Linked DNA regions of Mus musculus: region 2 is linked to region 1. The links are chromatin loops, found by intact Hi-C in ENCODE. Cell type or tissue: left cerebral cortex. All regions are shown on one strand. Region 1 overlaps Gabbr2 (gamma-aminobutyric acid (GABA) B receptor, 2). Region 2 overlaps Gabbr2 (gamma-aminobutyric acid (GABA) B receptor, 2).

The links. Peaks named below come from ENCODE experiments on the same cell type or tissue, not always from the same donor. Only the 100,000 strongest peaks of a DNase experiment are listed, where the experiment ranks them.
Region 2: a loop joins it to region 1, with 2.4 times the contacts of the local background. A loop is called at or near these places in 3 of 42 quality-filtered maps.

The regions. Positions count from the first base shown.
Region 1 is chr4:46,926,916-46,929,415 of GRCm38, forward strand. The region is part of intron 1 of Gabbr2 (gamma-aminobutyric acid (GABA) B receptor, 2); the gene reads right to left. Among named protein-coding and RNA genes, the nearest start is that of Gm32135, 46 kb to the left of the region's middle. In left cerebral cortex, no CTCF peak of the experiment used is centred here; DNase peaks (open chromatin) are centred at 1,104, 1,374 and 2,132; H3K27ac peaks cover 1,610 bases.
Region 2 is chr4:46,988,543-46,991,042 of GRCm38, forward strand. The region is part of intron 1 of Gabbr2 (gamma-aminobutyric acid (GABA) B receptor, 2); the gene reads right to left. Among named protein-coding and RNA genes, the nearest start is that of Gabbr2, 1.9 kb to the right of the region's middle. In left cerebral cortex, a CTCF peak has its summit at 1,561 (motif pointing left); DNase peaks (open chromatin) are centred at 596, 1,555 and 1,939; H3K4me3 peaks cover 2,403 bases; H3K27ac peaks cover 2,088 bases.

The DNA of each region.
Region 1 (2,500 bases):
TCTCAGAAGACAACAAATTCTTGTCACTTTTAATATTCTTTCTTTGTAGTGTTGGATCTATTAAGATACCTAAGGAAAATGGCAAAGCAGGGTCTGGGAATCTGGATTCGGGCCGAGAACATCACTTGATTGGTTAAGTTCTTGCCTCACATAGAGCATGAGTTTGGATGCCTAGATGCAGTAGCTTGTGTATGTAATCACGGTTCTCCCACTGAGACATGGGGGGGTGGCTGAGGCAGGAGGGGCTCTGTAGGCATAAGGGACAGAGGGACAGTCAGCTGGACATATGCAGTGGAAAAGAACAAAGAGACTGTCTCAGGCAAGGTGGAAAGTGAGAGCCAACACCTGAGGAAATCACAACTCCACAAGCATGCATGCATGTACACATGCATGTGTGTGCACACACACACATGTACATGCACACACACACACACACACATACACACACACACACACACACACATATTACATTTGTAAGGTAGAGAGATAACTGTTAAGAACAGCTAGCAATCTTCCAGGAGACCCGAGTTCAGTCTCCAGAATCCACACTGACTGGTACAAACACTCACACACACACACTACATGATGATTTATGTAATCATCCCAACACCCATGCTTTAAAAATGATTTTAGTCAATCCAGGTTCAGCCCTGACTGTGGACCCCTTGGAAGGACAGTTGGCTTCCTCAGTCCAACTGTCCTGCTCTCTCAGATGAGGTTGAACATGCTATCCTGTAAGGTTGCTCTTAGGATCATGGTCTCTAATGCAGACACTCACCTTAATACTGCCTGAGCACCCACTGTGTGCTTCCTGTCATTTATTCCCCATAGTGAGGATACAAGCAATTGGGGAACAGACAGCAACCCCTGTCTTTAAAAAACTCAGCTTCTGAAAGAAGTTAGCTAACAAGTCTATTAATACTGATAACACTACCCAGAGTCAGGACAACGCTACAATTCATAGTTGCCATCAACGGAACCCGGCCATCTTTCGGTTACCAAAAACATATTTCGATTTAAAAATAGTTGCATTCTCTAACTCATCTAACTCCCTTCCTAAGATGGATCTCAATTACAGTTCTTGAAGCTGCTGTGCAGTGCAGGGTTACATCATCACACCAAAGACTTCCTATGACATTTGAATCTAATTCAAGAAAAAAAAAAAAAGATCTGATTTCAGCAGCTTTTAGTCCAGACTTTAGAAAAATTAATTATGCATGCATTCAAGTTGCAATGAGCAAACTTGATAATTTAGGCAGTTTAGCAATTGGGTTGAAATTGTATCGCTAATTTAAAGTCCTCTGCACCACTGGCTTCAGATACAAGGTTATGAAGCAGAATTAGCCTGGACCAGAACAGTGACTCAGCATGAGCAGTCCCGGCTGCCTTGACTGATTTTTAGGAACAGAGAAGAGAAGGCTCCTGGCTGAGCCCAGATGGCGATCACTAGGGTGCACCAGGGCTGCAAGTGAGCCTGCCTGAGTCATTTCTGCCCCCAACCCAACAAAAGCCACAGTGCCCTCTTCACAACCCTGGGAGAGGAATCACAATAAATGAAGCTTTGGGGCTTTAGGGACCTTTCTTAGCCTCTCTCAGGCTCCTTATCTGCAAAGCAAATGTGGCCACAGTACCTTCCCAGTATCTGGGAAGTTGAGTTAAAATATGTCAAATGTCTGGTACACAGGAAGTGCTCAATAAATGCAGCTTCTTGGCATATTTGATGTGGTGGTTTTCATATGTGACACAAACCCTTAGTAGCTTTTCTCCTTGACAAGAGAGGCCATGATAAGGTCCATTGGCTTTGAGTGCCCCAGCCTAGCCTGCCTATGTTCTGCCTGGAATTCCAATCCAAGGAGCTCTAGGTATAACAAAATGGTTGTTGGTTTCTGTCATTAAGTTTGGAATGGCTTGTTACATACAGTCAGTGCCTGGAACACTCAGCAGGTGCACTCATCCCTTCTACACTCCTTGGGCCTTCTTTGAGCAAGTCAATGCAATGGGTACAAAGGGAGCCTCGAGAGTGCCTTCCTATTTATATCTGTGCCAGCACGTGGCTATAAACAGCAGTGTGTCTGTGGGCGCAGGAAGGGCCCAGCTTGCTCTGCTCTCCTACCCAGGCTGTCAGTACCCCAGTCACCGGCAGCTTTGAGCTACCCATGCAAAGCAAACTGGCTTGAGACACTCCCAAGAATTTAGCACGGCTCTAGGAAGCCAGTATGAGCTGACTTCAGAGCATCACAGAAAACCACATTCTAGGTAAGAAAATTGCTAAGAAAGATGTATAGCTCTGGGTGGGAGGCGGTGGGGACTATTTAAGTCCCAAACTCCCAATGATCTTCTCCGGAAAATAAGGGACAACAATAAATAGCACACAGCCAGGACATAACAAGGCTTCCAGAGCTGCTGATAGCCTCCAGCGACGGACCCAGGAGAGAGGAGTAAAGTGAGGCCAGGCACTATTTGTTGGAAACATCATGGAGACAGGAGGAGCTGATGACTT
Region 2 (2,500 bases), 62 kb after region 1:
CAAACACAGCCTTGCGCTAACAGGGGCTACTCACTCACTCAGAAGTGGCAAATGCCTTTCAGATTGCCCTGCATCTGCTGCCAGTTCCCAGACTGATTTTCCCTTCAGTCCAGCTCAGAGAAAACTTTAAAGACAGGTTAGTGGGGGGGGGGGGGTGAGGGGGAGTAATTATAGTTCCTGGGCACTCTCCCAAATGTGATACTTCATGCACGAGGTGATATATTGACTGTCAGCCAGAATTCTCTTTTCTGGTAGTAACCTCCCTGACTCTCTTAAAGACTGTAAGGCCAAGCAGGAGAAAGAAGCATTCTTAATATTTTAGCAGTGACTGACTTATCCCACCTAAAGCCATAGTGTCTCACTGGTGAATCCACACCAAATGGAAGTGCAGGAAGGGAGGCAGTTATTTATTGAGTGCTTACAGCGTGCCAGACAGAGTGCTGGCAGTGGAGCCTGCTGGCATCTCTCTGTAAGCCCCTGGACGCCATCCGACAGAGGATGGCTAACCACTCTGCTCTTGAGATCTGAACACCTGCATTTAGAGGCATTAGAGATTAAGTGTCCAATTCAAGGTCATGGGTGGGCGGGGTCAGGAGGTCAGAGGGATAACCTATTTCTGCAGTGTTCAACCCTAAGCCCCAGATCAGGTACAGTTGACATTAGAGGGAAACCCAGTGCTGTGCCTGAAATATTCCCACCAACCAAAGCTCCTCTGACTGCCTCATCCTCTTGACTTTGGGTCCTCTCACTCAGAAAGCCACCAAGACACACTTGAGAAAAAAAATGTAAAAGCGTTGGCCCACACCCTGCAACCAAGCGCCCATCCCTCTGCTACCACAAATGGACTAATGAGAAACTTCTCAGGAAGCATTCGAAAAGGTTTTACAAGACATAGTGAAGATGTATACAGGGCAGCCCTGTCTACAATTGCTTTTGTCTTCTAAGAACCGGCCTGTCCCTGTCCCTGTCCCTTCCAGAATATGGGTGGAAGCCACATGAAAGTGTGCCAAGGATATATGCCTCTGCATAAATGCATACCCATCTCAATGTGCTTGTGCCAGACAGGTACCCCTAAAGAACTTGAAACACTGAGGGGGGAGGGAGAAAAAAGGAGGTCGTCAGGAACGTCAATCGAAAGTGATTTCACACACGGTTAGCCCTGTACAGCCACCCAGTGTGCCTCTTCCCGAGGCAGAGGAGCCTCTCTGCCTGCAGCAACCTGAGCTCACCGTTACCAACTGCCACCAATTCCTTCACCTTTTATTTACAGAGCAGAACAGCAGGCTGCTTCACTGGTGAAGCGGGGGAGGCGGGGAATGAGATACAATCTACATTATGCTCTTTTCCGGGAGGGGGTATAAAAAAGGGGTCAGGCAGGGGAAGAAGCCAAGCCCAGGTTACACCACCAGGGGGATGCTCCTTTCTTGAGGAGTCTGCCCGGGAGCTCCAGCAAAGGTGCGCTGGGGGAGCCCGGGAAGCAAGGGTCCAGAGCTCGCCCTGGCTTTGCTGGGAGAGATGCAAGAGGCGCCAACAGAGCTCTCAGTAAAGGAAATCACTGCCCCCTTCAGGCCGAATCTTATCTCTCGAGGCTGCGGACCGGAGAGTAGGGGCTCCCTGGGTCCGGAAAAACTCGCAAACCCGTCCTTATTCCTGATCGCTCTTCCAGGCCCTCTCTTCGTCCTAGCCTCAGAGTGGGCAGTCAGGGTCTGAGCTGAGGCTCCTTGGAAACCTAGACATGAGGGCGTGAGATCGGGGTTTGGGATGGAAAGGTCTTGGTTCTCCAGCTCTGCTCAGAAAAGAAGGCCAGAGGGGAACCCTCTGCCACACTCCAAGTCTAGGCTCCCACGACACGAACGCCTCAAGTGTGCACCTGCTCAGCGGTGTTAGCAGCTGCTGAACAAAAGTGGAAGCGCGATCGGACACCACCACACGTCCCGGGCTAGACCTGTCAAGCCACTCTATGAGCAACTAACCCAAGGCGGGGAGAGGGGGAAGGGGAGTCTCCCAAAACTGCTCCAGCTACTGCCAGCGCTGGACAGATCCAGGCAGCAGCGCTGCAGAACCCTCCGGGCTCCGAGGCTGACCGTGGCGCGCGCGAGCCCTGAGCTGCAGAAGTGCACCACAGGATCGGTCCTGCCCGAAGCTTGGCCCCCGAGGGTCCTGGAGCCCTCTAGCCCTAAAAGGGCGGCTTGGAATTTTTAGGGTCTGGGAATAGGCCCCATAGCCTGTCCAGCTGTGGCTGGCCCAGTTTGTAATCAGTGTGCGTGTTCCTCTTACTTGGCACCTGACAACCCTAGGAGCAGCACCGGACAGGGGCAACCGGCGCAGGCCTCTGGGAGTCCAACCTCTCACATCTCTAACTCCTCCTCTGGTCAAAGGAGACCCCCATTCCACACCCACACAGAGGTGGAAGGTGCTCACAGATCAGGGTCCCACCTGCTCCAGCCAAGCCCAGTGAGACCCTGATGGACCCAGTACGCGGTCAGCCAGCGAGGAGGAG